Regions from separate parts of the Homo sapiens genome. Here region 2 is linked to region 1. A link is a contact called in ENCODE Hi-C or POLR2A ChIA-PET data. All regions are on one chromosome and are shown on one strand. The core of a region is the stretch at or near the end of the contact, and the rest is flanking DNA. Distances in the headings are between cores, read along the strand shown.

Region 1 (6,104 bases), core at 2,620-5,119:
TTTGGTGCCAGGGCAAGCATAAAACACAGCCATCAAATCGACTTTGTGATTCATGTCTCAGCTTGCATATGGGTGCTATTGAAAATCCTTTCCATCTGGTAGCTTCCTATTTTAACTAGTTATTCTCACTTACTAGCTGTTAAATTTAGTGATACTACATGCTTGTGCTATAGAATTAGTTGCACGATCATTTTAAAAACTGGCACACTGTGGCCGGGCGCAGTGGCTCATGCCTGGAATCCCAGCACTTTGGGAGGCTGAGGTGGGTGGATCACCTGAGGTCAGGAGTTCGAGAACAGCCTGGCCAACATGGTGAAAACCCATCTCTACTAAAATACAAAAATTAGCCGGTGTGGTGGCATGCACCTGTAATCCCAGCAACTGGGGAGGCTGAGGCAGGAGAATTGCTTGAGCCTGGGAGGTGGAGGTTGCAGTGAGGCGAGATCGTGCCTCTGCACTCCAGCCCAGGCGACAGAGCTAGACTGTCTCAAAAGAAAAAAAAAAGAAAAAACTGGCACACTGTAAATTTCAGAGCCCTAGTTACAGCTCTGATTATGGAGAGAGAAGAGAGAGAAAGAAGTAGGCAATGATGGGAAAATTTTGAAGAACATGGAAGTCATTCATTCAATTAATATTTATTGAGCAGTTCTTACATGTCAGGTACTATGGAGGTAAGGAGGATACAATAGTGAACAATTTAGATGTTCACGAAGCAAGCTTCTGGTGTGGGGAATAAGAACACAGAAGGTGGTGTTTTGTAATATAGTAAAATAAATCTGTGCGATTTAAGTATGAGGAGTCCATGGGGCTCAAAAGAGAGAACAGGAAGAAAAGACTAAAAGGACTAAGAAGCTGGTAAAACTATTTAAAAGGGGGGTAGCTCACACCTGTAATCCCAACACTTTGGGAGGCCGAGGCAGGTGGATCACTTGAGGTCAGGAGTTCAAGACCAGCCTGACCAAATGGTGAAACCTTGTCTCTACTAAAAATACAAAAATTAGCGAGGCATGGTGGTGCATGCTTGTAATCCCAACTACTCAAGAGGTTGAGGCAGGAGAATCACTTGAACCCGGGAGGTGGAGGTTGCAGTGAGCTGAGCTCACACCACTGCACTCCAGCCTCGGCAACAAGAGTGAAACTCCATCTCAAAAAAAAAAAAAAAAAAAAAGAGACACCTACCCCCATGTTGTCATAAAAGGCTCTCAAAGGAGGTATCTAAGCCAATATCTGAAAGAAATTAACCAGAAGAGTTCGGAGGTTGGAGGGAAAAGGTTTTCTGATGTGTCAACTTGACTAGGCCACAATATCCAGGTCTGGTCAAACATTATTCTAGATGTCTCTGTGAAGATATTTTTTAGATGAGATTAACATTTAAATGAGTAGACTTTGAGTAAAGCCAATTACCCATCATAAGGTGGGAGACCTCATTCAGTTGAAAGCCTTAAGAGAAAAATGACTGCCTCCCTGAGAAAGAAGGAATTCTGCCAGCTGACTGCCTTCAGACTTAAACTGCAGTGCTTCTCTGCGTCTCCAACCTGTCTGCCTACCCTGCAGACTTTGGACTTCCCATCCTCCACAATCATGTGAGCCAAGTCCTTAGAATAAATATCTCTCCCTCTCTCTATATATGCACACACATCTATCAGTCTTATCTCCCTGGAGAACCCTGAATAATACAGCTTCTAAATAGAGAGGTCCACGTACGCCAGGGCCTTTGAGGTACAAGAGAATCGTGGCATGTCTGGTGACCACAGGGAGAGACCAAGACCATGCTGAGCTGAAAAAGAAAATTCATATTGCCTGAGCAAGCTCAGGCATTTCTGTTGCTTGAGACAGAAGGTCCAACCAAACTAAGACAGAACCTCCCTGAAAGGTCTGAAAAGGGCAGCAGACAAACAGTTCTGTGTTTTCAAAAGATCACATGGGCTTCAGCTTGGAAAATAATTGGAACTGGAGCAAAGAAAGCATTTAGACTTTTGCAGCAAGCCAGGTGAGAAATAATGGCCTGTGCTAGAAAAGTGGCAGTGAGCATCAAAAAGTAAGAAATACTGCTTGCGCTTCCTATGTACAAGAACCCTGCTAGGTACCAGGGGGCAGCAGTGAACATGTCCTTGCTCTCAGAGATCTTACAGTGGAAGAATGAGACAAGAAACCATAAATCACCTAATTTCAGAAAGCAAATGTTATGGAAATAAAATTAAGTGGGTTAGGGTGATGGTGGGTGTCTATTTGAGACAGGTGGGCAGAGCAAGGCGTCTATGAGCAGAAACCTGAAAGGGCTGGGAGGGTCAGTCAAGCACCACATGCAAGGTGAGCACAGCAGGCAGCAGGGACCTCAGTATTCTCTTTGGACATATTAAGTGTGCAACACTGATTAGACGCCCCTATGAAGATGGCTAATGTGTGATAGGATATGCAAGTTTGAAGCCCAGGGGAGAGATCTGGCTGGAGAGAGAGATATTTGAGATCCATCAGTAAAATCTACGCTTGAAAACGCCTTTAAACTCAATGAGACCACCTAAGGAATGAGTGAAGGAAAGAGGGATTAGGACTAAGCCCTGGGGCCCTGAGAAATTAAGGGGTAGAATAGAAAAGGATCATGGGAGCCTCTGCACTGGGGAGGTCCACCAAATACAGGCTGGAGAACATGTTGAAAGAGGCTTCCCACAGAATCTGCTACCGCAGCTGAAGTGGTTGGTAAGAAAAGGTGCTTGGAAGTGAGGCCAAGGAACAAAGTCCGGCTAGTTGGATTTTAGTCCCTATGGAACTGACACTAGGCATTGGGGCATATGGGTTTGAAGCTCAACAGGGAAATCCTGGCTTGAGATAGATTCAGGCATCTGGCACATAGGTGCAAAAAATGAGGTTAGAATGAAGAGTGAGAAAAGAGAAGAGACCACGACAGAACTTTTAGCAGGACATACATTAAAGGGAGTGGGTAGAAAATGAGAAAGAAATCTGTGAAGGATCAATTCCAGATGATTGCAAAAAAAGGAACATATTTTGAGATGCAGCAAATGCAAAGATGCTATGCCTCAACCCTGAGGATATGTTGAATAAAGTCTGTGTCATGAGAACAGAGGCACTGGAGCACAAACAAAAAAAAAGACCAAGGCTAGCAGTTTAATTCCACCGTTTATTAACTGTGTGACCCTGAACACATTACCCAACATTTTAAACTTTAATTTTCTTACTTGTGAAACATGGTCAACAGTGCGTCACTGAGCCTTGCAGAATATCCGGTACATGACCAGTATTCATCACCTCATTCTCTTCCTTCTTCCTCTTGGCTTTAACGTTTGAATCATGCTAACAGGATAGGATACAAGAAGCAGCAATACTAAAAGTAGGAGTCTCCAGGGGGAGTGAGGCTCTTGTGGTTAGAAGAGGCTATATCGGCCGGGCGCGGTGGCTCATGTGTGTAATCCCAGCATTTTGGGAGGCCAAGGTGTGCGGATCACAAGGTCAGGAGATCGAGACCATCCTGGCTAACATGGTGAAACCCTGTCTCTACTAAAAATACAAAAAAAGTAGCTGGGTGTGGTGGCAGGTGCCTGTAGTCCCAGCTGCTTGGGAGGCTGAGGCAGGAGAATGGGGTGAACTCGGGAGGCAGAGCTTGCAGTGAGCCAAGATCGCGCTACTGCACTCCAGCCTGGGTGACAGAGCGAGACTCTGTCTCAAAAAAAAAAAAAAAAAGAATAACTAGTGTCGGTGGAACTAGTGTGGCCCTTCAGGAAGGGCAGGACTCAGGTCTGTGTTTCGCAAACATTCAGAGCCATTAGACCAGTCAGTGAAGCTTAATAAAATGCAAGTTTTCAACACCCACCCCCATGTAGTCATGAGGCTGGGCAGAGGGCCAGGTGATTCTGCTAAAAGTAGTTCTCAGACCGCACGTGAAAGAGACGCTAATGTAGACACATGGAAAAAAAAAAAGAGTGCACCACCAAGAGTGCAGCGTGTTCTTGGGGTGAGATATAGGAATGTACACGGATTTATGATCTAAGCAGAGGGCTCATGTGAAAAGTCACAGGATGTAAATGAGAACAATGAGGCCCAATAAAAAAACTCTGGAATTGTGGATAAGAATGAGAAAGCAGTGAGTGTACACATGGCTTTGGTTTTAAAGATCTCCATTTCATTTTATGACTAGGAAGAGTCATAGAAGAAGAAAAAGCCATGGAGAAAGAGAGAAGCAGACAGATGTACTGGAAGGAGAATGAAAAGACAATGGAAAGGAGCAGGGGAACACTTAGGGAAATGCCTTGCCACCAAAGAGCCATGTGACCTTGGGCAAGGACCAAATGTCACTCCCTTCCCTTCCACCGTCTGCAAAGACAGGCTTGGTTAATATTCCCTGAGATCCTTGCAAGCACCCGCTTCCCATGGTTCTCAACAGTGGGAGTTGGGGAATGTAGGGGAAGTTGTCCATGAACTTTGATGGGAAAAAAAAATACTATTCCTTTATTTTCGCCCATTTCTAACTGAAACATAGCTTTTCCTTCCATAATGCATAAAAGCAGCAAGCCATGAAAATATTAGAAGTACCTGTGACTTTGTTACCAAAAAAATAGCAATAAGTTTGTTTTTGGGTTTTTGTTTGTTGTTGAGACAGAGTCTCGCTCTGTAGCCCAGGCTGGAGTGCAGTGGTGCAATCTCGGCTCACTGCAAGCTCCACCTCCCTGGTTCACGCCATTCTCCTGCCTCAGCCTCCCGAGTAGCTGGGACTACAGGCACCCGCCACCATGCCCAGCTAATTTTTTGCATTTTTAGTAGAGACGGGGTTTCACTGTGTTAGCCAGGATGGTCTCGATCTGCTGACCTCGTGGTCTGCCCGCCTCAGCCTCCTAAAGTGCTGGGATTACAGGTGTGAGCCACCACACCCGGCCAATAAGTTTGTTTTATCACAGTTGTGCAGATACCTCCAAATATCATTTATGCTCACCAACACTTGAAAGTTACAGTAGTTATTATAGGCAACACTTTATCTTATTTAATACATTATTAAAGAAGCACATGTATTATATCTTTTAAAAATATTTTTATATTTCTTGGTAATCATATACATACTATTTTATGTATAGGACTATTATTATAGTGGGAGCCTTTAGAATGAAGATTCAAAAATACAGGGGACATTGTCCATTTTATTGCTTAGGTCCAATACAGTATGGACTATGTGGAAATATGATTAGACAAAAATGGAATGATCTAATGCCGATAGACTGAGTAAGGCCTGTCTGTCTAGATTCTTCTTGGCTTCTCTGTGCAGTATTCTTTCCTTCTGTATATGGGGCAGGATCATCTCTGAAATGGGGGTCTTATGACCAAGAGTCAAACAAGATAAGCCAAATAATTTCTTTATGGCCAGTTTTTATACAGAAAGGCAGAGGGGTAGATTAGAGTAATATTTTTAGGTTTTATGACTAGCTTTAGGGAAAAGGAGTTCTGGTTTCACATAACCCAGGGGTCCCCAATGCCAGGGCCACTGACCGATACTGGTCCATGGCCTGTTAGGAACCGGGCCACACAGCAGGAGGTGAGTGTGGGTGATCAGGCATTAGCGCCTGAGCTCTGCCTCTTGTCAGATCAGTGGTGGCATTAGATTGTCGCAGGAGGCCAAACCCTATTGTGAACTGCACATGGGAGGGATCTAGGTCGCGTGCTCCTTATGAGAATCTACATAATGCCTAATAGTCTGAGATGGAACAGTTTCATCCTGAAACCATCCCCACCTCACTCCGTGGGAAAATTGTCTTCCATGAAACTAGTCCCGGTCCCTGGTGCCAAAAAGACTGGGGACCGCTGCTGTAACCCATGTTGGGGAAGAGGGATGTTCGTTTCCTTGGCTGGCCTCAGGGGAGAATGTGACTGAGAGATAGGAGGGCAGGAGAGTGACAGAGAAAAACTTCTGCTTCTGAGGTCTCCATTTTGGGGTATTATTTTCTGAGCCCCAACATATGTGATCCTTCCACATCGTTTCTAACATGGCAGCTTCCAGGTAGCCTGGCTCCTCACATGGTAGCTCGGGGTTTTTAAGTGAGGGTCCTGAGAGAGAGGAAGCCGTACAGAAACTGCACCGTGTTTATGACTGAGTCTTGAAAGTC
Region 2 (6,104 bases), core at 1,643-4,142, 88 kb before region 1:
CATCTCATAGTCAAGTGCAAATATCCAAACTGCCCAGCATAAGGGGGTCTCATAAGCCAGAGTCACAAATCTTACAACTTAGTCGGGTACAGGGATATTGTTCTGATTAGTGTTGGAGTAGTGGGAGGTGAGGGAACTCCAGAAACTATAACTACTTAGGGTCCAGTAAAACCTCAATAGTCTGGGAGTCTCTCAGTGTTTCTGGACAACCATAGCAGTGCTTTATGGGGCATTTTTGGGGGTACAGGTCTTGACACCAACAGCATCCTCTTGACTGATTTGGAAATCTTCAGAGTGATGACATGATTTAAAAAATAGGCTAAGATATCTGCACTTGTCATTTACCATCAAATTGGGCAGGACAGAAGACATGCCAAACAAGTCTTCCCTCTCTTCACTGTGTACTACTGTCTGTCACAGCAATTTTGTCACTGGTATGAGGCATTGTTTTTTCCATGGTCCTAGGAGCCATCCTACAGTGTGCACTCACCCTCCCTCAGGTCCCTGCCAGGGTATTATTATATCCTGTGACATGGGAGAGTGTTCTCATATTGGTAAATTCTTTTGTATTCAAACTTTCTTGTACTCACCATGGTTGGGCACCCCACCGTGGTTGGGCACCCTCAGAATCCACTCTCAGGCATATTCTCCCAGTTAGTTAATCCTGAAATTGGACCTAGAAGGGTGAGACATGGTTTGGCTTTGTTCCCACCCAAATCTCATTTTGAATTGTAACTTGCACAATTCCCATGTGTCACAGGAGGAACCCAGTGGGAGGTGATTAAATTATAGGGGCAGGTATTTCCTGCACTGTTCTCATGATAGTGAATGAGTCTCATAAGATCTGATGGTTTTAAAAGGAGCAGTTCCCGTGCAGAAACTCTGTCTCTTTGCCTGCCACCATCCATGTAAGATATGACTTGCTCCTTCTTGCCTTCCGTCATGATTGTGAAGCCTTCTCAGCCATGTGGAAACGTAATTCCATTAAACATCTTTTTCTTTCCAGGCTTGGGTATGTCTTTATCAGCAGCATGAAAACAGACTAATATAAAGGGGTATAGTTCTTTTCCTCCCATAGCAGTCGAGCATTTTCTTGACACAGTTACTTTATGACTTAACCCTAGTTATTGACCTAGCAGTGAGGAGGGAAGATGGGTGACACCCTGAAGAGAGTACATGATGTCTTGTAGAGAGGCCTTGGAATTGATGTGTGTGTGTTTGTGTGTGTGTGTGTCTGTGCACGTGGTGTGTTTCTAGCCCTCCATAAAGAGAAGTGGGCCATTTGTGCAGGCTCAGAGGGTTCAGGGCTGATATAATTTGGGTAATTGTCCCTTCCAAATCTCATGTTGAAATGTAATTCCCAGTGTTGGAGATGGGGCCTGGTGGGAGGTGACTGGATCGTGGGGGTGGATGCTCATAAATGGCTCAGCACCATTCCCTTGGTGATAAGTTCTTGCTCATTCAGTTCGCTGCCTTTGGTATTTCTCTATAGCTACAAAAGAATGGTCTAATGCAAGGGCAATCTGGAGACTCAAGATTCTTGGCAGGGAGGGGCGTCAACACAGATGTGCCCTTCCCTGTGTCCGTGCCCATTTTTCCCAATGCTTTTGGCATAGCAGACCTACTTCAGCTACTCTTACAATTAAATTCTGGCCTGGATCTTCCTATTTGAACCCCTTTCCCCTTCCAAATTAAGAGATGAGAGTCTCTTGGTGTGTTTCCAGGGAGGCCCTCTGGCCTTCCCACTTAGAATTTATTTAATGGCTGATTAATCAATCTCAGCTCTTTGCTACCTTTTCCTAGGGCATCAGTGGAACTTAACCACAGCCAACCAATTGCACTGTCCTTGTGATGACTATTGCTCCCTTATTTCTCAAATGCCTGACACATGGCAGCTGCTAGTGCATCCTCTTCCATGGGTATACATCCCAGGGTGTACATCCAATGGAAGGAGGTTATGGGTTAAGGCAAAATTGTGAATAAGGATAGGAGGTGAAGATAGCAGATGAAAAAATTGGAAACCCCTGAGTGTTTGTCCAGGGACTCTTATCTGCCTGGATTATTTTCCCCATATCCTTTACCTAATTAAACTCTAAACTTACCCTTCACAACTCAGCTCACACAAGAATCAATTTCACTCTAAAGTCTTCATGGACCCTTTCCAAGCCTTAGACTGGATTGGTTGCCTGCCTTGTTATTCCTGTAACTCTTTAGCCACCTCAATCATATAACAACACACTAAGCATCTGCTCACATATGTCTATTTCAATACACCAGTGGTTTTCAACCTCAGACATACATGTGGAAGTGGAGTTTGGCCACTAATACATTATAAAAGTGTTAAGGAGAACAAGAATAGACTTTGCCTCTTCCACTAACCAGTGGTGTGGACTTCAGCAAGATGTTGAGACTCAGTAGGACTCAGCTGCTTCTTATGTAATGTTCTTAATGGTCACTTTTTTGTAAGCCAAGCATTAGATCTCACCAAAAACTTCTTCATTTACATGCACTAAGTTATGAGTATTAGGTGGGCTTACACCTCCTGGTAGTATCTGTTTTGTAAAACAGCTCTTAACTACATAAATAAGCCACTAAATGATATTGAAAGATATTTGGAACAGAGGCCCACTTTTTAGTTTTTATTTTTGGCTTACTTTCACCTGTATTCCTTCATGATGAATAAAGGAAAACCACATGGCATCTTATTTCAGAAAGGTGATGACCTCCTAATGTGAATGCAGGGTTAGAATAAGGGATTCTGTGTCTCCAGGCTATGAGTGTTTATTGTCTAACTTTCTCTCAGTGACTGCTCAGTGCATTGTGCTGGGGGCAGGTGACAGAGGCCAGGGGAAATATTTCCAATGCCCATCCAACAACGTCTGGCAAGCACAAGTCATCTCCAGGATGGGAAACTTCCAGGGGATGAAATTCTCTGGCTCAAAGGTTGGTCTTATCTCATCTTGTTGGCAAGATTGAGTGTCCTGGCCCGGGTCTGACCTAACCTGGGACTTTAAATACACAACTCATTCTGTTAACTCCCCTGCCCTTCCTTCATGCTTACCAAGCAACCCTCTGGTTAATGTTTAGCTTCTCATATAGATGGCACTAATAGAGAGTCATTGGGGCAGTTACATTTCTCGTGGTCAGCTAAATACCCTAGCAGTTTGGGCTTTCCATGGAATCTGTTGTGAGCAAAGTGAACATCATCGGTCTCCCTTTACCTGGGAAATCCTGGGACCCTGGCAATACTGCATCTGTGGAACTATAAGATTGAAGGCCAGAATATGGGATGTGAAAGTACTCTGCAATAGATACTATGAACCCTGTGTGGGTCCCAACAAGTAATTTTTCTTGAATGACTCCCCAGCCTTATCCTATGTGTGATTCAACACCCATTGAGTCCTAACTTGGACTGTAGAAACAGTTGGAGGATGTCCACGGGTCTGGAGGTGGAGTGAGGCGAGCAAACTCAGGATGCCATGGCCAACATGCCAAGAGGAGTGAAGCACAGCCCGTGGAGAACGCAGCCGTGCCTGGCTCATTCTCTGGTTTACTCATGGAGAGAGGCTGCTGGTCTATTCTGTTGAAAGTTTGAATATTTTTTTTAATCAAAAGAAAGAGACTGGGCACAGTGGCTCACGCCTGTAATCCTAGCACTTTGGGAGGCCAAGGCAGGTGGATAACCTGAGGTCAGGATTTCAAGACCAGCCTAGTCAACATGGCAAAACCCCATCTGTACTAAAAATACAAAAATTAGCGGGATGTGGTGGCGCATGCCTGTAATCTCAGCTATTCAGGAGGCTGAGGCAGGAGAATCACTTGAACCCAGGGGGCAGAGGTTGCAGTGAGCCCAGATCAGGCCACTTCACTTCAGCCTGGGCAAAACAGCGAAACTCTGTCAAAAAAAAAAAGAAAAGAAAGAAAAAATTGGAGTAATTTTATTCCATCTCTCATTGCCAGGCAAGGACATAACTTCAGACACCCTAAAAAAAAAACTCCAGTGAGACTCCACCCAATCTGAGAAGTGTATTTGTATATTTTTGATTGTATTGCTATTCACTATTTTATTTTTATTACCACGTATTGCATTCTAAAAATAAGCTAGGTGCTAGTCAGAAAAGTGAATCAGGCTCAAGCCCTGCTTATATAAAGATGCTGGCTGCCAGCCTGTCTCACAGGACTACTGTGATGGTTTCGTGCTGGCTTGAAGACTGGCAAAGAACTCCCTGAAGGAGCTGTCAAAATCTTAATACAAATAATTCACTCTAGTTACACAGACATTATATGTTTATTACATGATATTATATATATGTTACATATATATATCAACATTGGGAAGTGAATAATAGTATCTATCTTCCATTATTATTGCAAAGGTAATGGCTATAAAATGCCTAGCATGTGGCAAGTGCTCAAAAATGATAGTAGTTATTTTAAAATCATTATCATTATTACTATTATAACTAGCAAAGATATTGCCAATGTAAAGAAAATTTTTCAGAAGAATGATAAGAAAGCTGCCCAACACACTCCCACCCCACCACACTCTATCACTCCATTATTTGAATCACTTACTTGAAATATGAGGTGAGTATAGAAGAGAACACAGAATAACGAATAAACACACTTGCCACTTTCACTAAGATATGGAGGTAGCTTTATAAATATGATAGTAATAGGTCTGGAAGCAGCAACACAACCCTAATTTAATGTTTACTTTTTTGCCACTTGTATTAATCTCATCCTGATATGAAATAATTTGCCATTTATCATAAGCCCTTTCTCTGTGAGGACGTGGATAACTAACAACAAAATCCAGTAAACAGGAAAACCTGGAAGTCTGGTTCAAATGAAACCACTAAGCAAAATAGGTGATTAAGGTAGACTTCAAAGTCCTCTCTAATAAATGGTTTACAGCCTCCAACAGATAAGAAAAAGAACAAACTGGCCAAAAGTAAAAGATAAACAGATACATAAAAACTGAATGTGGAAAACAATCTAATCTCTTTTGGAGGAAACAACTTCCTAGGTCATCAGTTCATAGTGACAACACCTTATTTTTGCATAGAAGAGTAGAGCCAGTGCCCAGTCTCATGCATTATTTCATTTGATCCTCACGACAAGACAGATAACATCAGAGAATATCCAAGAACTAGCTTGAAAGGAAAGACCAACTAAACCCACAGACATACTGTTGATTCTCCCAGAAAAGATTTTCTGATTTTCTTTCTTTTTTTTTTTTTTTTGAGACAGAGTCTCTCTCTGTCGCCCAGGCTGGAGTGCAGTGGAGTGATCTTGGCTCACTGCAACCTCCACCTCCTGGGTTCAAGCGATTCTCCTGCCTCAGCCTCCTGAGTAGCTGGGACTACAGACGCACACCACCACACCTAACTAATTTTTGTCTTTTTAGTAGAGACAGGGTTTCACCATGTTGGCCAGGATTGTCTCAATCGCTTGACCTCATGATCCGCCCACCTCCGCCTTCCAAAGTGCTGGGATTACAGGTGTGAGCCACCGCGCCCAGCCCAGGAAGGATTTTCTTTCAGATCCTTTTGGTTCTGTTTTGGTTTGTTTATTTGTTTCTTCATGTCAGAAGAGATCTATTTTCCCATCAACCCATTTAATTTTTTTAAAACTGGTTTTGATTCAACCTAGTTCAAATACTTATTTTTAAAAACAGAATATAATTTCTACTCTACTCCGTTTAGTAGTCCATTACATATAGCAAGTGTCATGCTGTGTGAACAAGATCATGCCAACTCTGACATAAGTAATTACAAATCTAGGATGCAACAGGCTTCCCAATAATTTTGAGCCAGATAGATGGTAAGTTTGGAGCAAGAGGGTCATGGAGAATATTTTAATCTGGGAAGTAACCTAGGAATGGCTGTGTCTTCTCTCTCTGAGCTGATCTATCGCGGCTAGTAATTTGCTCAAGGATGGCACCAGATACTCTCAGAAAAGGTCAGGCAGTCAAAGGACAAATCTGAATAGGGAGAAAAAACTAACCAGGTTCTGCCGGGTGTGGTGGCTCACGCATGTAATCCCAACACTTTCGGAGACTGAGTCAGGTGGATCACCTGAGGTCAGGCGCTCAAGACCAG

Evidence for each region. Hi-C counts contacts between places; a loop is a spot of excess contacts on that map. ChIA-PET counts read pairs that join two places held with the same protein, here RNA polymerase II (POLR2A). Pooled maps may share reads with other maps.
Region 2: a loop to region 1 is called in a pooled map of right lobe of liver, with 5 times the contacts of the local background. The contact joins two enhancer-like sites. A Hi-C loop is called at or near these places in 6 of 168 maps with a recorded cell type or tissue (Caco-2, Calu3, HCT116 and 3 more), 3 of 37 single-sample maps with no recorded cell type and 7 of 50 pooled maps. POLR2A ChIA-PET finds 5 or more read pairs at or near these places in 2 of 52 experiments (A549 and PC-9).

The regions. Positions count from the first base shown.
Region 1 is chr9:72,039,761-72,045,864 of GRCh38, reverse strand. All of the region lies in intron 2 of LOC101927108 (a long non-coding RNA gene), which reads right to left. Among named protein-coding and RNA genes, the nearest start is that of C9orf57, 18 kb to the left of the region's middle. Within about 2 kb of position 3,869, at least 5 of the 41 ENCODE cell types and tissues checked have a DNase peak (open chromatin) inside an H3K27ac peak, as active enhancers do; they include PC-9, where a contact is called at or near this core.
Region 2 is chr9:72,126,779-72,132,882 of GRCh38, reverse strand. It overlaps a transcript of GDA not described here. Among named protein-coding and RNA genes, the nearest start is that of GDA, 20 kb to the left of the region's middle. RefSeq lists a silencer at 2,836-3,130. Within about 2 kb of position 2,892, at least 3 of the 41 ENCODE cell types and tissues checked have a DNase peak (open chromatin) inside an H3K27ac peak, as active enhancers do; they include PC-9, where a contact is called at or near this core.